2 separate regions of the Homo sapiens genome follow, and region 1 is linked to region 2. A link is a loop called in an ENCODE intact Hi-C map of the cell type or tissue named here. Cell type or tissue: Caco-2. All regions are shown on one strand. Links, peaks and the distances in the headings refer to the core of each region. The heading gives the core; the rest is flanking DNA. Region 1 holds the start of LINC02874 (long intergenic non-protein coding RNA 2874). Region 2 overlaps KRT86 (keratin 86).

What was found. Peaks named below come from ENCODE experiments on the same cell type or tissue, not always from the same donor. Only the 100,000 strongest peaks of a DNase experiment are listed, where the experiment ranks them.
Region 1: a loop joins it to region 2, with 3.0 times the contacts of the local background. A loop is called at or near these places in 3 of 110 quality-filtered maps.

The regions. Positions count from the first base shown.
Region 1 is chr12:52,211,342-52,221,208 of GRCh38, forward strand. It overlaps LINC02874 (long intergenic non-protein coding RNA 2874), which reads right to left and starts at 2,242. Exons shown (of 3, transcript NR_164133.1): 1 at 2,175-2,242; 2 at 1,201-1,261. It overlaps LINC00592 (long intergenic non-protein coding RNA 592), which reads left to right. Exons shown (of 5, transcript NR_027358.2): 2 at 703-815; 3 at 1,258-1,686. RefSeq lists an enhancer at 2,106-2,667. In Caco-2, for the core only: a CTCF peak has its summit at 2,365; DNase peaks (open chromatin) are centred at 2,300, 4,450 and 6,100.
Region 2 is chr12:52,301,622-52,311,488 of GRCh38, forward strand. KRT86 (keratin 86) reads left to right here. Exons shown (of 11, transcript NM_001320198.2): 3 at 292-664; 4 at 1,479-1,687; 5 at 2,490-2,550; 6 at 3,311-3,406; 7 at 3,619-3,783; 8 at 4,042-4,167; 9 at 4,439-4,659; 10 at 6,612-6,643; 11 at 6,783-7,542. The coding sequence starts at 296. The coding sequence ends at 6,964. It overlaps LOC124902935 (a long non-coding RNA gene), which reads left to right and starts at 9,489. Exons shown (of 2, transcript XR_007063313.1): 1 at 9,489-9,867. RefSeq lists an enhancer at 3,011-3,511. In Caco-2, for the core only: CTCF peaks have their summits at 4,655 (motif pointing left) and 7,037; DNase peaks (open chromatin) are centred at 6,710 and 7,040; H3K4me3 peaks cover 1,214 bases.

The DNA of each region.
Region 1 (9,867 bases), core at 973-8,972, 90 kb before region 2:
GCAAGGTTGGCTGGGCCCCTGCCTGCAGAGAGGTTACAGTTTAGAGGAGGATTCAGACAAGCACACAGAGGATACGCACCAGGAAGGGAGGAAGCCTGGGGGCTACGGGAGCCCTGAGGGGTGCACTTGGCCTCTCTAGAATGGCCGTGTGAAGTTTTGTAAGGGTGAGACATAGCTGGCCCTGTAGGCTGAGCCAGGGACATGCAAGCAGTTGTGTGTTTGGAAAGCAGACCAGGGTGTTAAGAGGGTCGTGTGGAGGTGATGGTAGGGGGTGACAGTGGCTGGAGATGAAGCCAGAAAAGTATGCGGGGCTCTTGAATGCTGACATGAGGAGTGAGCTTTCTGTTCCAAGGGAAGCTGGGAGCTGTTGAAGAGTTTTAAGCAGGAAGGGATGTGGTCAGATGCAGGGGCTGCAGTGCTATGGGAATGGGGAGGATTGCGAGGGGTCTGCCTTTGGGTTTCATGGAGCAAGGGAGTGATGGCAGGGGCATGCTCCTGCAGAGGGAGGAGGGGATGGGGTGTGTGGGTCTAGAGCAGGCAGTCTGAGGTGGGCCTGCCCAGGTGAGAGGGTGTGGGGACTCCATCAGGTCGGAGTTTGGAGCCCAGGGCAGGGCTGAGGGAGGGGGAAGGGTGAGGTGGAGGGCTGGACTGCAAGACCAGGCAGGGGAACCGCGGCTTCAGCTCTGCCAGCACTTCCCTTAGGCCTCCCAGGCTGGTCTGCTCCACTGGCCCTCAGAAAGACTTGTCGCCTCGCCGAGCCTCAGTGTTCTCATCTGAAGAATAGAGTGGGCAAGGCCTTTCTCCTACACACTCAGGTGTCTGATTAGTGAACAGTCACGGTGTCTCCAACTGGGCCCTGAGTTATGGGAGAGGCAAGCCCATGACCCACCAGGCCCCACCAAGAGCCGTGCCACAGCCTGAGGTGGGCTCTCGGTGTTGACCAGCTCTTGGAGTACTTCAGGAGGAGGTGGAGGGACTGGGGAGTTCTAGGAGTGTGTCCATGATAAAGAGCCGCAAACAAGATCCCAGGTCCAAGGCTGCCTCACCTCCCCTGTGACATGGGGTGCTCTCTCAGACCCTTCCAGCTCATTGGGCTTTTGAGCCACCCCTGCGTAGTGGGACCAGGGCCCCCAGGGCTGGGAGGACAGGGAATATGGGGTTGTAGCTTAGGCGTAATGGGGTGAGGACCCCAGGACTCACCCAGCTCTGAAGGTTGCCAGATCTTTGCATCTTACTGTTCATCTTCTGCCTCTGCAGAGCCCTGAATGGGAAGAAATGGGTTCCATGTGCAGCAAGCCAGGAGAGATTTAGGCAACGAGAACCTCCAGTTCTGTCTTAGGGTTCCCAGCTTTCTCCTTGTCCTGAGGGAGCCGCTGAGCCTGTGGGAGATGAGGGGTGCCCATTCCCCAGTGCTTCTCACCCTCCCCCACCTGCCCTCCTGGGGTACCTTTGTCTGCCACTTGCATCCTATTGGAAGCTGTCCCCAAGTGCGTGTTAGGCAGGTGGCAGGTGCTGGAGCAGAGTGCACCACCCTCCGGCGATCACTGTGAGTTGGGGTAAGAGTGGGGTGTTCCTGCCAGCCCCAGGAGAGGGGAAAGCAAGCCCCCGTCCACCCTTGTGGGTCTCTGCTCCTGGAAAAGGTGCTCTAGCAGGCTCATCTGTGTGAGTCACTGTCTTCCATGTGGGGTAAGTTGAGCCCTGCCTTTTGGATCTCAAAATCCAGGGATGCCGACATCCTGGGTCTGGAGAAGGGAGGAGGCACAGGGCAGCAGAGCCCTGGCCTGTCTTTCCTGACGGGGTATGGAGCTGGCAGGACAGGGAGGCTAGGTGGCTGGTGGTGCAGGGCGTGCCCATCCCTCTACCTCCTTCCTCACAGCCCTGCACTGCTCTGTCCCGGTCTGGCCCCTCTTCTCTCCTCACTTTTTCTTCTCTGCTTCTCTTCTCTCTCACTCCCCTCCTATCCTCAACCTTTTCGTCTCCCTCCCCGCAGTCCTTCCCTCTGCCTCCTTTATTTCTTCCTTAACCCCCTGCCCTTCCATTTCCCATCTCCTCCTCCACCCTCCAGTTCTATTCCATCCACTTGCCCCACCACAGACCCGCCTCCCTGAGTTCAAGCTGCCCATTCTTCCTTCTTGCAGCCCCTGCCCATCTGAGCAGCAGAGTTCATCCCATACCCTGCAGGGAGTCCAGCGCCACCATGATGTCCCTCTCTTCCCTCCTTGAGGCTGGCTGGGTCCAGCCTGAGCTGTGCCACCTGCTGGCTCAGGCCAGTGGGATTGTGCCTCAGGCAGGCTCCTGCCCTTCCAAGCCAAGGGCTTGGCTGCAGACCCGACAGCGGCTCCCAGAGGTGAGGCTGGGGATTGCAGCATCCTGCCAGCTGCAGTTCCCTCCCTGCTGTACTCTCGTTCCTGATGTCCTGAAGGTCCCGCTTACAAGTCTACTGGTGGGCATGAACGTGCGAATGCTGTGTGGACACCTGGGCATAGTCTGTTGTTCATGCATGCACGTGCGCATCTGGTGTGTGTGCATGATTTGAGTGTGTACCTTCTGCCTTGAGTGAGCACCACCCCTGGGAACCGCAGTGTATGTGTGAGTGCTGAGTGCACATGACTGTGCAGGTGTGTGATGGAATTCAGGCTCCTGCAGACTTTGCATATTTGTGAGTGTGTACATTTGGGAGCATGTGCGATAGCACAAAGTCATGTGTTTCCCTGAGTGCTTGGAGAAGCTTAAGTGCCCTGCCAAGTGTGTGCTTCTCTGTGCCTGGGGACACCAGTGGGCACCGGAATAGCATGAAGCCACGTGGACATGTGTGAGGTGGGAGGGGGCTGTGGGCACTTACACAAGGCTGCTTGTAGCATGCACCTGTGTGCCCAAGAGGGACTATCTGCCTGTGTGAGTTATGTGCACATGTGTGTATTCACTGCACGTGTGAGGGATATGAGACCATATCCCTGTGGCACCATAAAGGCACATGTGAGCAGTGAGCAGGGCCTGAGGAAAGCTGTCTGTGTCTGCATGAGGAGATGCATCCTCACAGGCCCAGGGTGTGGCTGTGCTGAAAGGGGACATATTTAGTGATTTATGAACTTTTAAGGAAAAGCCTCAGCCCCCATTCAGGCCCCAGACACAGTGACCCCCTGCCCCCACTGCCACATCACTCAGGCCTGACATCAGCCAGGCACCTGAAACCACAGGAATGAGAGGTGATCTCCTTGCTCCTGCCACCTCACCTGCTCACCCACTGCAGGGCTGATGCCAGGGGACAGCAAGGATGCCTCCCGAAGCACCTACTGGGTGCAGGAGTGTGCTGCCAAGACCATGCTGCAGTCCAGGCCAGAGACCCCTCTGCAGCCATGGAGGCCACGCTAGCCCCACCCGCTGGCTGAGAGAGGGTTGCAGGGAGTAGGGATACCTGTCTCTGCCTTGGTGGACTTGGGGTGCAAGTGCCCCCTTTCCCAGGCAAGCCTGACTCCTTCAGGAGAGCTGGTGGGCTTCCCAAAGTCTGCCCTCTGGGACTGACTGGCCATGAAGCAGAGGAGAGGAAGCCGTTGATAAATGTGGGATGGAGGAATGAATGAAGAAACGGTGAGGCTGGGTGAGGTGGCTCACACCTGTAATCCTAGAGCTTTGGGAAGTTGAGGCAGGAAGATTGCTTGAGTCCAGGAGTTGGAGACCAGCCTTGGCAACATAGTGAGACCCTCTCTCTGTATTTTTTTTTTGAGACAGAGTCTCAGTCTGTCGCCCAGGCTGGAGTGCAGTGGCACGATCTCGGCTCACTGCAATCTCTGCCTCCCAGATTCAAGCGATTCTCATGCCTCAGCCTCCCAAGTAGCTGGGATTATAGGATTGTGCCACCACACCCAGCTGATTTTTTGTATTTTTTAGTAGGAATGGGGTTTCACCATGTTGGCCAGGCTGGTCTCCAACTCCTGACCTCAAGTGATCCGCCTGCCTTGGCCTCCCAAAGTGTTGGGATTACAGGTGTGAGCCACTGCGCCTGGCCCAATCTCTCTCTCTCTTTTTTTTAAATTTTAGAAAAGAAACAGTGGTTCCCAGGGGTGGTGGTGGCTGGCCCCAGGGAGTGCACTGAGGGTGAGTGGATGGCTGTGCTCGGTGCTAAGAGATTGGCCTTTGAATTCACTTCTGCCTGATCCTCATTTTTCTCCTTTCTACGAAAGATCAGAAATCCCCTTCAAGTTAATTATACCAATGAAATTCAGAGGTGTGCCTGGTGCCTGGCACATGGTAGGTGCTCAGGAAATGACAGGTGTCTCCTTCCTGAGAGCTGACAGCTGTCCTGAGCCCCTTCCAGAGCAACCCCTGGACCAGCCATGAGTCAGCTATGGCTGGGCAGCAGGGATCCTCGAGTTCCTGTTCTGGAAGCATGAGTCAGGCCCAGGTGGGAGAGGAGGGAGGTCATACTGGGGTCAGATGCCGGACCCAGGCAGGATCAGACAGGCGCCTGGCTGCCACCTTATCATGATGCTTGTTGCTAGTAACTGGATCTCAGAAGATAAGGCCCTGGGGCTGAATGAAGCATTCCAGCTCTGTGGGCCGAAATGTTGTTGACATGGGCTGTACGATGCGTAGATGCTTTTCAGATAGCACAGCCTGAAAAGGGCCAGCAAGCTCCCGAAGGCATTGCCTTCACAGCTGCTTTTGCCACTACTGCTGGGGGCAGAACCTCCAGCCCTAGAGCTTGCCCAGCCTGGGGACCCCATCACCTCCATGAGAGCTCCTGGATCTAGCTTGCCAGCCCAGAGCCCATCTCTGATTTCTTGAGAGCCTCTATTCTTTATCTAGATCATAGCAGTCACCAGTGAGGACCCAGATGTGCTTTCCACCAGGCTTTGGAGAACATCTGAGGAGTGGAAATTCCTATTTTAACCCTCTTTCCCACACCTCTGACTCTTGAGCAGGGGTCCATTGTCCGCTGTTGCTGCAAACTGTGACCGTTCAGTACAATGGACAGTGCTCATGACTGGGGTGGGGTGGGGACAAGCTTCTCTGCGCTGTGCAAAAGTCAGTGTTTCAGCCACACTAGGCATGTGCCCAGTGCCCAGCTCCTTATCTCTAGGAGCCATTGTCTCACTTGTTTCTTATGGCAGATAAAGATGGCTTATCCATCTCTTAGGAACAAAGCACGCCACTTTAGACAGTCACAAACATGAACGACCTTATTTAGGAATCAGGTGCCTCAGAGAGAGCCTTTGCAGGCTGAAACATGGAGGGAAGTGGGGACTTATCTCTTTGCCCCCCAGATATGCAGAAAAAGGCAGTGCGGGAACACACACACACACAGACACACACACCTGGACAGAGAAACAAAGCATTCATTGAGCGCTTGCTGTGGACCGACCCTTATTAGGCACTGGGAGGGAGTGTATAGAAAAGTGAGTTTGCACAGCGCTTGCCTTTAGCAGCTCACAGTTGCATGGAGAAGACATGCATCAGCAAATGCTTACTGCTTTTCCATTTTTGAAATTTGTAGGACTATCCCAGGGAAAACATTGAAACTGTTAAAATATGCAAAAAGTGAAGCAGCAGCTTTGCTGTGGGGAAAAACAAACCTCAGAAACCCTTAGTGACAGGCCACTGAACACTGGTTCCTAAGGCAGTTCTCTCCTGGTTCCACTGGCAACTGCACCAGCTGGACCCCTGCCACCCCTGCTGGGGAAACAGTGAAGGGGAAATGGCATAGAGGGCCAAGGACAACAGGTTCTGGTGACTTAGATTTTATATATATATATACACACACACACACATATATATATATACACACACACACACACACACACGTGTATATATATGTGTATATATATGTGTTTATATATATAATGTGACAATACCAGAGAGCAAAGGCACTGCTCTCTTCCTCTCCCCTCCTCCCTTCCCTAGGCTCCTCCTTCCCTGAGCCTTCAAGGCCTGATGGTAAGGTCTCGGTCCCAGTGGAGGATAGGAAAAGTCCCGGTTTGCTTCACTTCCTATCCCAAGCCCTAGAGGCCACAGGCCACCGACCTCCTCCTGGAGTGCTTAGTGCTGAGGTTCCTCACTGGAGCCTTGGCCTGCAGCCAGCATCCAGCCCTCCCAGGCCAGCCTCGGGCCTGAACCCCTGCACATGGAGGTGTTTGTCTGCCCACGCCTGGCAGCCTGCCCCAAGACAGTCAGGATGAACAGGTTTGGCCACCTGAACTGGCTGCAGCCTTTGCCTTTAGTGAGATAAAGAAAGACTCAGAGCTTTCAGCCACAGCCAGAATGAAGTTTTGGGACTTTTTCTTCCCCTTTGAAATAATTTTTAACTTATGAAAAAGTTGCAAGAATAGTACAAAGGACTTTTTTTTTTCTGTATCATTTGAGAGTAAGTTGCTGGCCTGATGGCCCCTCACTCCTGAATACTTTAATGTGTATTTCCTCAAACAAGGACATTCTCACTCTCACATAACCACAACACAGCCATTAACACCAGGAATTTCATCTCAATACATTACTGCCATCAAGTCCTCAGACCCCATTGGTTTTTCCCAGTTATCCCGGTGATGTCCTTTAGAGCAAAATGTTCCAGTTCGGAGTCAGGGGGTTGCGTGCGGCTGTCATGTCTGGTTAGCGTTCTCGAATCTGAAATAGTTCCTCCGTCTTGATTTCCATGACCTTGACACTTGTTTTTTGTAGTACGTCCCTCAATTGGGGTTTGTGTGATGTTTCTCCATGAATAGATTCTGATTCTGCATTTCTGGTAGGAAAATCACAGAAACCATGCTGTGTTTCTTCCTATGGCATCCTGTCAGGCCCTGCACCATCTTAATTTGTTCCATTACCGGTGATGTTAACTTTGATCGCTTGATTAAGATGGTGTCTGCCAGGCTTCTCCGAGGTAAATTACTTTTTTCCTCTTTGTAATTAAAAAGCACTTTATGGAGAGATCCTTTGAGACTATGTAAGTATCTTGATCTTCATCAAACTTCCTCCCACTAGTTTTAACACCATTGATGTTTCTTGGCCTAATTATTACTGTGATAGTTGCCAAGTCCACTATTACTTCTGCATTTATTAGTTGGCATCTTCTGTACAGAAAAAGAAACTCTCTTCTCTACATTTATTTATTCATATTTTTATTTACATTAGTGTAGACTCAGGGATTCCTATTTTACTCTTGATTTATTTTGGCTTTATTTTATTAATTTTAATTTATTTTTGTTAATTTATTTTTGAGATAGGGTCCTGCTCTGTCACCCAGGCTGGGGTACAGCGGTGTGATCGTAGCTCACTGTAACCTTGAACTCTTGGGCTCAAGCAATCCTCCTGTCTCAGCCTCCCAAGTACCTGGGACTTCAAGTGTGCACCACCATGCCGGGCTAATTTTTTTTTTTTTTTTTTTTAAAGACACGGTCTTGTTACGTTGCTCAGGCTGGCCTTGAACTCTTGGCCTCAGGTGATCTTCCTGCCTTGGTGTCCCAAAGTGCTGGGATGACAGCACCTGGCCTCATTATTTATTTTGATGCTGAAAATCTCCCTGCTTGGCCAAGGGGTCACCCCTTCAGCAGGCTTCTGTGTCCTTTTGCCATACCCCCTCCATTCTTTAGGCACTCCCTTGCTTTCTAAAACAAGATGTTCCTGGCTCATCTTGTGCTTTCCCTATCCCACCCATGGCATTGGCCATCTTTCCAAGGAACAGTGGTTTCTCTTGGTGGAGAATGAGATATGGAAACCGAGATCTGGGCACTAGTTCCCCTCATTGCTTTTGAGAGTCGTTCAGTTTGTCAGTGATTCTTGGACTGGAATCAGGGGAAGGATGTTTCCTTTAAGCTTTAATATTCGAAACCAGCAACTCTAAGTCTTGTTTGGGTGGTGGGCAACATGGAAATAATGAGACCTTTAATGAAAAAATATAATCTATTGATTGAATAAACAATGTTCTACAGGAAATAAAATCATCAGTGGAGTTAGCAAATACATGTGCATATCTGTATATGTGTTTATGTAAATATACATCTACACAATTTAAATCTGTATCTATCTATCTATCTATCTATCTATCTATCTATCTATCTATCATCTACCATCTATCTATCTATCCATCATCTATCTATCTATCCATCTATCTGTCTATCTGCCTATCTTGAAGGCCTTGAGTCCACACTGAAAACTCCAATACCAAACCCATGATCACATGGTTCATTCAGTTCCTCCCTTTCCATACTTATAAATCCTTTCTCCCTTAGTGAGAAGTGTGTCTTCCATCATACCTGTGTGTATAATCAGTCTGTCTGTGTAGCCACCACTGCCAGCACAGGTGCCCTTGTCTGTACTGGGACAAAAACCCTCCCAGCTGCTGCCCTGGCACAATGTCTGCCTTCCTGGACCCAACTAATAGCTTTGGGACTAAATTATTTAGGAAGGCAGGCAGCTCTTTGGACATTTTGCTGACCAATGAATCATGACTTTTCCTGATCTTTGGAATGTTTTGCTTATAACTTTTTCTTAAAAATGATATGTTTTGCCATTTTTTTTTTTGAGACAAGGTTTCACGCCTGTCACCCATGGTGGAGTGCAGTGGCACGATCTTGGCTCACTGTAACCTCTGCCTCCCAAACTCAAATGATTCTCCTGCTTTAGCCTCCTGAGTAGCTGGGACCACAAGCTCATGCCACCATGCCCGGTTAATTTTTTTTTTCCTGTGGAGACGGGGTTTTGCTATGTTCCTCCAGGCCGGTCTCAAACTCCTGAGCTCAAGTAATCTGCCTGCCTCAGCCTCCCAAAGAGCTGGGATTACAGGCGTGAGCCACCGTGCCTGGCCTGTTTTGCCATTATTAAAGTACCAAATTTCATGAATAACTTCTGCAAAGGAGAACCATTTATTTATGCACAACACTTCTGACAGCAAATGTGTGAGTTTTCTACACAAAACAATTCTCCAGTTCTCTGCAGACACCAACTGGGTGTCCTACAATTTAATTTAGTTTGAACACTAACTACCCAGGGTAGGGGAGAGCCTGCAGGTTAAAGTCTCAGTCCCACAAGACTGCTCCCATTTCAGATGCCAATCGCAAGTACTGGGTACTCACACCTCTGTGTAGTTTGGCCACCAATCCAGGGTTCCCACAACCCGCTCCTTAGGTTCAATAATTTAATGGCTCACAGAACTCAGAGACACTTTCTTTAGGTTTACTGGTTTATCATAGAGGAGATTATAGAAGACAGACATGAATAGTCAGATGAAGAGGAAATAGGACAAGGTCTGGAAGGGTCCTGAGTGCAGGAGCTTCTGTCCCTGTGGAGTTGCGAGGCACCGCCCTCCTGGCACATGGATGCATTCTCCAACCTGGAAGCTCTCCTACCTCATAGTTTAGGGATTTTTATGGACACTTCAACACATAAGCATTATCAATTATTACTCAATCTTTAGCCCCACTCTCCTCCCCAGAGCGTGGGGAATGGGGCTGAAAGTTCCAAGCTTCTAATCAGACATTGACCTTTCTTATGACCAGCCCCTATCCTGATGCTCTCCAGGAGCCCACTGGCAGTCAGCTCATTAGAACCAAAACCCCACTCCTATTGTCCAGGAAATTAGGAGCTCTGTGTCAGGAACAGGGATTGAAGACTAAATATTAGAAAAAAAGTTGCTCCTAGCACCCCTATCACTCAGGCTATTACAAGGGTTTAGGAGTTCTGTGTCAAGTGCTGGGGGCAGAGACCCAATATATATATTGAATTATGACATAATTTGGAGAACAGAGAAAGGGAGTCAATCATAATTCCAGCCCTCAGTACAACCATTGTTTAGTATTTAAACATATTTCATTTTAGTTTTTTCCTCCAGTGCACCTGTTTTTCTTTTAAGCATAATTGTAAGTATAGTGTTGCTAC
Region 2 (9,867 bases), core at 771-8,770:
GGTGTGCGGGACGTGAGTTGGTCCTTTGAAGAAGAAAACTGCAGTTTAGGGCAAGAGATCATAACATCTGGCTGCTTCTGGGCACCAATTAAGTACATTAAGTGGGGAGCGACAGCAGCTAAACAACCCAAGCCCATAAAGCCTTCTAATTGCTCCGACCCACGTGGTCACAGTCTCCCCACTTATATAAAAGGCCTACAGAGGTGCAAGTAGTGAACGCCTGACGCCCCGACCACTGTGCTCTCCATTCGGACGTCTCCATCCTCAGAACCTCCTCTCTTCCCCAAAAAGCACCATGACTTGTGGATCTTACTGTGGTGGCCGCGCCTTCAGCTGCATCTCGGCCTGCGGGCCCCGGCCCGGCCGCTGCTGCATCACCGCCGCCCCCTACCGTGGCATCTCCTGCTACCGCGGCCTCACCGGGGGCTTCGGCAGCCACAGCGTGTGCGGAGGCTTTCGGGCCGGCTCCTGCGGACGCAGCTTCGGCTACCGCTCCGGGGGCGTGTGCGGGCCCAGTCCCCCATGCATCACCACCGTGTCGGTCAACGAGAGCCTCCTCACGCCCCTCAACCTGGAGATCGACCCCAACGCGCAGTGCGTGAAGCAGGAGGAGAAGGAGCAGATCAAGTCCCTCAACAGCAGGTTCGCGGCCTTCATCGACAAGGTGGGTGTCCTGGATCACACCCTTCCTGAACCCCCACCACCTACACAGCCAGGGCCGGGCACTAAGGATGGAGTCAGAGGCACAAAGACCTCTGCCTGCCTGAGATCCCAGTCTGATGGGCGAGGCACACAGACACACAGACAGACAGACACATGCACAGACACACACACACAGGCACTCAAGATGCAGACTCAGCTGACAGTTCAGATAGAGGGAGCTTGTGAAGGAAAAGTGTGGCCAGGCTGCTCTGGGGCACAAGCTAGACATCAGGGAGTTGGGGGAGGGGGGCATGTGACCACTGCTGCTGAACTCAGAGGGGTTTGGGCAGCCCCAGGGTGAGAGAGTAGGGTGCACTGACTTCCAGATGACACAGGGGAAGGGCTGGGACAGCTGAGCTCCCTTCCAGATGGCCTGTGACACCCTCTTCCTGGCACCATCCCCAGAAACCTCATCTGTGATCTGAACCTGAGTACTCTGCCTGTGTGGGTTGCTGATCACCTAGTTTCATAGTGAGGGACTGAGCCTCTACTTCTGTTCATCTGCTTGGGTGGGGGGTGGGGGGGGGGTCACTCAACTCCCCAGGGAGCAGGCACTGACACCACCCAGCCCTTGCTCCACTCCTGAGTGGGAAATCTAGACACAGATCATGACCAGGAAATCCAGAAATTGTCTGTCTCCCACTGCCCACCTCTACTCAATCTCAGATAAGCTCCAGATTTGGGGGTTCCCATTAAAGCACCTCCCCTGCGAGCCCCCAGAGCTGGCTTTGGGGCACCAGACACCATCTGCCCCACCTTCCCACACCGAATGGCAGGTGCGCTTCCTGGAGCAGCAGAACAAACTGCTGGAGACAAAGCTGCAGTTCTACCAGAACCGCGAGTGTTGCCAGAGCAACCTGGAGCCCCTGTTTGAGGGCTACATCGAGACTCTGCGGCGGGAGGCCGAGTGCGTGGAGGCCGACAGCGGGAGGCTGGCCTCAGAGCTTAACCACGTGCAGGAGGTGCTGGAGGGCTACAAGAAGAAGTGAGTGCGGGCAAGAGGGATGCTGGGCACAGGAATGGGGTTTAGGTTAAATACACTGGATTAGACAATAAGAACTCCCAGGTAGGGTGAGTGGCCATGACCACTAGATTGACCGAGGGTGGCGGGGTCTTTTCCTTTGTGGAATCTTTGCCCAGACACCTGTGTAAGAGGAGGGCTGTGACTCCCATGACCTGTCTCTGTCCCACTTCAGCCTTCTCTCCCTGAACCACATCACCCAGCAGCTCTCCCCTGCGCTGGGTGGGGAGGAAGCCTCTGCAGGGTCCAGGCCTTCTCTCCTGACCCTCAGCCCCTATACTTGTAGCACCTGTCAGATGTGAGCCCAGGGTCTCTCATGAGTGACAGGTCTTGGGCTCTGGGTGTCGCACTGCCTTAGGTTCTAAGTCCTGAGGGTCTGCGGGTCCAGGAGGCCCCATACCTGAGCTGGGATTGATACCAGTGAGGGGAGGCTAGGGCTACAGGCCCTGAGAGTCCACGCTGTCCACTCCCAGGATGGGGCTGGGGGCTGAGTCCTATTTGCCTCCTGGGGGACCTCAGAGCCCCTTTGGGAACAGGACTGGGAGGTCCCAGATGAGCACTCTCCATCCCCAGTTCAAAGTGGATAGAGAATCCCAGACACATCCCACATCCAACTAGAAAGCACTAAGCTAGGCTGCCAGGCCGGGGCTGTGTGGAGGTGTTTCTAGTACTGTCCCCATGGCTGTGATGAAGTGTGATGTGATGGTGGCTCTGCAGAGACCTGCCCTGCCCTGACCTCCCCTCTCTTCCCTCTGCTCTGTCTCAGGTATGAGGAGGAGGTTTCTCTGAGAGCAACAGCTGAGAACGAGTTTGTGGCTCTGAAGAAGGCAAGTGACACAGGATTGAGAAGCACAGATCTGTGGGATCTCAGAATGACAGATTCTTCCTGGGGACACACAGGGGGTCTCAACCTCAGCGTGGGGCACAATGACCTTTCCACAGCAGGCTAGGACTGCCCAGATGCAGGCCTTTGTATTGAGCATCCAGGGCCTTGACAAAGGGCAATGACTTGGGAATATCTACCAGCACCTACCTTGGGCAAGGGGATGGCTGCACTGTCCTCTGTGTGTCCTGCTCTGTTCCAGAGGTTGTGGTCTATTGCTGAGGCCCCTGGAGCCATAGCAGATACAATGTCTCTGCTGAGAGACAGTGCAGTCTGTCTAGCATTTTGGGGAGTCTGACCTTGAGGCAGAGACACAATCCCAGGTTCTAAGGGGGGATGGAGAAGAACCAGGAGTAGCCCTTGGGCTTTTGGAGCACTGCTGGGGGACAGGAAAGGGTCAGGGTGTGAGAGCTGGGGGGTCAGTCTGGGCAGGCTTCCTGGAGCAGGAGAGGGGAGAAAGGAGAGATAAGAGGGTAAGGAGCAGTGAAAGGCTGGTGAGCCGTGCCCAAGACAAACAGGGTTTGTCCTCAGAATGGCAGAGGATGCCAGGTCACCCCGGGAAGGGCCAGAAGGGAAGGAGAGGGCATGGGAATGAGACACTGGGGACTCCTTTCCCCAGGCTTCATGGAATGGGTGGGAAGAGAGAGGAATCTAGAGGCTGGATCACCAGGGTCCTTGAGCTCCAACACTCCCCACCTTTCCAGGATGTGGACTGCGCCTACCTCCGCAAATCAGACCTGGAGGCCAATGTGGAGGCCCTGATCCAGGAGATCGACTTCCTGAGGCGGCTGTATGAGGAGGTGCGGGCTCAGGGGCCAGGCAGAGACCTGGCAGCCAGCAGAGAGGAGAGATGGGGGTGGGAGTGTTGGACAGGATGTGGGTAGAGGTTGCAGTCCCTGAGGCTGTGTGAGGGGGCAGGGTTGGGGACCAGAGAAAGCCTGAGGAGGTGGAGTCAGGACATGGTGGGTGGGGCTGTGTTCTCAACTAAAGTCACTGCCCTCACCTCCTGCAGGAGATCCGCGTTCTCCAGTCCCACATCTCAGACACCTCCGTGGTTGTCAAGCTGGACAACAGCCGGGACCTGAACATGGACTGCATCATTGCCGAGATCAAGGCACAGTACGATGACATTGTCACCCGTAGCCGGGCTGAGGCCGAGTCCTGGTACCGCAGCAAGGTGAGTGGCACAGGACACCTGCCTGCTAGACATGGCAGTGGGAGGGATTTGAGATTATCTATTAAATAGGCTTCCTTTTCTGGGGATGCACTAGGGATGAGAAGAGATGGCTGCCACTCTGATGTTGGGGTGGTAGGGCAGGACTGCCATGTGTGGTTGCACAGGCTGAGCACTGCACAACCTGCAAAATCATCTGTCATGCCCTGAATGGGTGGGAGGTCCCACCCTGAACCTCATGAGCATCTCTACTTCCCCCAGTGTGAGGAGATGAAGGCCACGGTGATCAGGCACGGGGAGACCCTGCGCCGCACCAAGGAGGAGATCAACGAGCTGAACCGCATGATCCAGAGGCTGACGGCTGAGGTGGAGAATGCCAAGTGCCAGGTATGGGGCATCTGTGCCCAAGGTCAGAGAGACCGAGGGTCTAACCATGGTCACACAGCCTATGTGTGCCCTATCTGGATCTCAGCATTCATTCTCCAGCCCCTCTGTCCATGTAGAGTCCCTGGTTGTGGTCTCTGTGAGTCCCAGGTGATGAAGGCAAGAGGCTCTGTTCTGGGGTGCTCCCAGCTTGGTGGGGAGCATGGTCTCATCGAGGTAAGCATCAGAGAGACCCAGGGACTCTAATCTACCTTGTTCTCTCTGTTCTCTTCAGAATTCCAAGCTGGAGGCTGCGGTGGCTCAGTCTGAGCAGCAGGGTGAGGCGGCCCTCAGCGATGCCCGCTGCAAGTTGGCCGAGCTGGAGGGTGCCCTGCAGAAGGCCAAGCAGGACATGGCCTGCCTGATCAGGGAGTACCAGGAGGTGATGAACTCCAAGCTGGGCCTGGACATCGAGATCGCCACCTACAGGCGCCTGCTGGAGGGCGAGGAGCAGAGGTGGGTCCCATAGACCTTTCCCTTTCCCAGCCCTGCCAGGGTTCTCAGTGTGCTCTGTCCTCACACTCCTGGCAGCATTTAAGTTTTGTTTCTTAACCTCCCCACCCTGCAACCAGACAGGTAATTTGTGTAAGTCCTTTAAGTATGATCTAGCCCCGTTTGAGTCTCTCATGTTCACCCAGGCACTGATCTGAGATTGCAGTCTTGTTCATCTCAGTTGAGATCCAGTAATCTGGCAGCAGGTATTCCTGTTACTGAGAAGCCTAATTAAGGCTTGGGGTCAGCTTGCCTGGGTAGTGCTTCTTCCCTTCCAGCTGTAGCTGCATGTGCTTCTCAGGATTCCTTCTCTTTTTCCTAGTCTGGCCCTGGCCCCATCTAGACCTGGGAGTTCAGATGTATCCCATAAGGACAGCTTCAGATAGATGACACTATCAACTCATGCTTTTCTATTATAGTGCCAATGAGCATCCCAAAGTGGTATTCCATTGTGGCAGGTGGGAATGAGTTAGGCAGAGAGCAAGGACTTATCCCTTGGGGCAGTTATGCCTTGCTTTCAGGATTTTTGCTTGTTTGCTTGCTTCAGAGGTGGGGGGAGTGGAGAAGACCCATTGGTCACTCAGCCTTCCTATGGCTGGAGGCCAGCGATACAGCTGGAGGGCAGCTATACAGCTCCTGCTCCCAGAAGGACAACACTCCCAGAATGTGAGCTCATTCTTTGCCCTTGGTTTCTTTCCCCTAGTTGGTCAGTTGGTCTCACTCGAAGCTCCTTTTTTTTTGTGGACAGTCAGGCCCTTGGCCCTGGGGAGAGGAGGGTGAAGGTTGGGGATGCAGAGGGAGCATCTTGTTTATTTGGGAAATGGGGAACACAGGTTTGGGACCTAGAAACTAAAGTGACCATATGACGAGATTTCCACCAAACTCGAGTTGTTCCATTGGAAAGCTCAGAGGCAGGGGTCTGTCTGGCTGGGCCTGGGGAATTTCATAAGTGAAGAATTCTGGGAGGAGGAGTTTTCCAAGTCTGAATTTGGAAGTTGGAGAAACACATGGAGATGGCATTGGAATCTGAGTGGCCCACTCCTCCATCACACGGGGCTCTTGGAGTGAACTCAGGAGCTTTGGTATGTGTTACCTAGGGAACCTGGGCATGGAATGATTTGATGGTGGCCATGGCTTCTCTTATCTGAAGCTGATTTAACCAATCCTTGGCCAGTGTGCTTTCAGGGGAACTCCATTTTCTTCCCTTAGGGGAAGCTATTGGGAGGGAAATGTGGGGTGGGTAGAAATGAGTGTCTGGGGTGACAGCCCTGCCTTGTCATTGGATATGTCCTCCTTCTGGGCCTCAGCCTTTCCATCTGCCGGATGAGAGGACTGTGGTGGGCAGTCTCTGAGCCTGTTCTAAAATCCCATTTGTTTATCTAACAGTTTTGTATTGAGCCAGGCATTGTTTTTAGGTGGTGCAGGAAGGAATAGACAAAAATGTCTACCCTCCTGATGCCTATAATCTAATGACACCAATCAGACTGGATTTCAGAAGTTAAATCTGCTCCCCTCAAATGCACCTGCAATTCAGTCAGAACCAACTTCGAGGTAGTGGCAGCTAATAGCTCTTAAGGGCTATGAGCCAGGCACTAAGCACTGGACGCTTCTTATTTGATTCAGTCCTCGCAAGAGATCTACGAAGTAGGTTTTCCTGATGAGGAAGCCTAGGCTGAGGTTGGCCCAAGCTGGGGTTGCACAGCTCAGAAGCAGTGGAGAGCGAGGCACTCACAGGCCTTCTGTCTCCAGACCCTCACGGTGACCCGAGTCTACACTGGCTCCTGGCCGAGAGCATTTCTTGCCCCTTCCCTTGGGCAAGTGCCCAGATGGAGGGCCACAGATGTCCCCCTCCACTTCAGTCACGGGGGCCCGGCGCCTTTTCCGCGGCACTGACCTCTCGCCTTCTCTCCCTGCAGGCTGTGCGAGGGCGTCGGCTCGGTGAATGTCTGTAAGTAGTGGGGTCCGTCCCCTCCTCCCGCTGGGCGGGTCTGGGAGCCTCTGGGCAAAGGGCGCGTGGGCTCGCAGCAAAGCCACTCACCCAGGTCGCGGCTGCGCCTGACGCGCGCCTCCGTCTCTTTCCCCTGCAGGCGTCAGCAGCTCCCGCGGTGGCGTTGTCTGTGGCGATCTCTGCGCCTCCACTACTGCCCCTGTTGTCTCCACCAGAGTCAGTAGCGTCCCCAGCAACAGCAACGTGGTGGTGGGCACTACTAACGCCTGCGCCCCCTCCGCCCGGGTTGGCGTCTGCGGCGGCAGCTGTAAGAGGTGCTAGGAGGCTGCCGCCTCCGCCAGCGCCTGTCGCCGTCACTCTCCACCCAGCCAGTACCTCGCGCCACCAGAACGCGCCGCCCGCGCCGGCCTCCCAATAGCCGCCGCCCGCTGCCTGCACTCTAAGCGCCCTCCCCACCGCTCCGCTCCGGGAGCCATCCCCGGTCGCAGGAGTCCGGGGAGGGCCGGGAGGCGCCATGGTCTCTCTCTGTAGCCTTTCCTGGTAGTCAATTTGTTGTCCCGAGGATTCATCTTTTTCTTCCGCCTGCCTTCTGTTTTTTTTGCTGTATACATTGGTCTTGCCTGAGCTCTTCCCCAAAGCTTGGAGGAACGGGGGAGGCCCGGGAATGTCCCTGTCTGCACGACCTGGGACTCTGCCCATGTGCTTTTGCCTGTGGAATGGAGACGCGGACCCTGGATAGTGGTTCTATGACTCTGCGAGGGACAGGCCCACGCGTGTGGGGAGAACATCTCCCTTCCGGGGCTGCCCTCAAGAGCTTCTGAAAAACTAATGACTCTGCTGCCTTCTCCTTTGTCTTTGTTTCACTCTGTGTTTCCAATAAACTCATTGTAGCGAATCAAGCCTAGTGTCTCAGAGTCTTGAAAATGCCAGGGCCTTCCTGTGATAGGGGCTCCTGCCAGAGCGCCTCAGGACCTGTTTATCCACTATTTTTCAGTAGCTAAAAATGACCACAGTAGGTGCTGCCCATCTGTACTTGAGCAGCCCAGGCCTTGGGGAAAACGAGAGAAGACTCACGGAGCCAGGGAATCTTATGGGGTCATGGGTTTCTCTAGACCAGGATTTATCAACTTCAGCACTATTGACAGTGTGAGCTGGGTCATTCTTTGTTTTAGGGCTGTCGCGTGCATTTGGTAGGATGTTTAGTAGCATCCCTGGCCTCAATCCACTAGATGCCAAGGGTCCTCCACCACCCTCTTGTGACAACTAAAAATGTCTCTAGATGTGGCCATATGTTTTCTAGGGGTTCTCAACCAAGGTGATCACCCGCCGCCCCCACCCCAGGGCCTTCCTGGAGGGGAAAGTGCATGGGGAAAAAGACGGGGTAAGAATGGAAGGAAGGTATGTGAGAGAAGCACTGTGCAGGGAGGAAGAGCCTTGGGTTGAGAGGAGAACTGGGCTTCTCATTCCGAGCCTTGATGGCCATTTGCCACATGTGTGACTTTGGGCAAATTGCTTCCATCCCCTGATCTTCAGCTGCCTTGGCTGTGGAATGGGGAGATTGGACAGTATTCCTAAGATCCTTCTAGCTCCCTATGTGAGATTGTGTTTGAAAGGGCTATGTTAATGCCCTTTGAGTTTGAGTGCCGGTTCAGCCATTTACTAGTCTGTAACTGTGGGCAAATCACTAAGCCTCACTGAGCTTTAGTTCCTTCACATTTAGAACGGGATGATGATATCTACTGGGCCATAGGGAGGTGTTTCAGATATCTATTACACACAGCAAGTCACCCACATGGAGAGGCTTAAAACAGCAATACTTTATCATGCCTCAGATTCTGTGGGTTTACTGAGGAGTTCTATTTTACATGATGTTGTTTGGAGGGCTAGAATGTCTGAAAGGCCCAATATGGCCAAAATCTCACATGGCTGGACTTGGTGCTGGCCACCAGCTGGGAGTTCAAGTGACGTGCTTGGCCAGGGTGTATCAGTCAGGGTCCAATCAGAAGACAATAATTTGAACAGAGAAAGTTTAACATAAAGCATTATTAACCATAACAGAGATTGGCCAGTAAAAAGCAAGAACTCTAAAGCCCACAGCAGCTGCAGCCATAAGAAGCAGCCCCTACCCCCAGGCCTTTTCTCCAGCATCCAGTGATAATTTCTTTGCTGGCTCTCCAGCTTTCACTAATTGTCTCCTTGAGCAAATTTAGGCTCTGCCTGATGCCTGGGCCCAAAGTCAAAGACATAGGTTTTGAGTTTTGTTTCAGTAGCATCTCTCTGCCAGGTACCAACTTGCCCTCCACTTATCTATTGCTATGTAACAAGACATCCCCAAATTTAGTGGCTTAAAACAACAATATTTTTCATAGTTGTGTGAATTGCCTAGGTGATTCTTCTGCTTCATATCATTGACTGGGGCTCTGGTACTGCTGAAAGGTCCAGGATGGCTTCACTTGTACGGTTGGCATTTGGAGCTAGCTCTGGTCAAGAGCTCAGGAGCTGATGGCCAGGGCCTCTGTTCTTCCCTACGTGCTCCAGTCCCTTTGAGGCCATCTGGGCACGGAAGCTGCAGAAGGTGCTTTCCATCAGATTCTATTGGTCAAAGCAGTCATGGAGCCAGCCCAAGATCAAGGGGAGGAAAAACAGGCTCCACTTTTGATATGAGCAGTGCCATGCACAGAGAGGGAGGAGCTGCTGGGGGCTCATCTCTGAAGATAGCTACCACAGGACGATTAAATGAGACAACACAAATAAGTTTGAGGTATAGTGTGGCATACAACAGATACTAAACAATTAGTGTTTATGACTGCTCTTGTTGTTATTACTATTACCATGACATCATAACAGTGTAGCATTCTCAGCCTCTGAATAGCAGGGGCAGAGTGGGCTGGTAGGAAATACTGGGAGCTGGAGGTTTGACATCCTAGCTTTTGTCAGCAGGAGTGTGTGGCCAAGCTCCTTCAGCTTTTGGAGCCTCGGGTAGTTTACCCACTTAAAGGCAGGTGATAGCAGCAGCCCACTGAGTGAATGAGAGCTTCAGCTGGTGTGCAGAGAAGGGTGGATGTCACAGCACTGTTAGTCTGGGTACTGGCACTACCACACTGGCACTATCTCAGGCTTGTCAGCACAGAGGGATCCACCATCCAGCTAGCTCACATTCCTCAGCAGCCAGCAGGAAGCTTCCGGAGAAGAGGCAGCTGGCTCTCTGTGAAGCATGGAAGGCC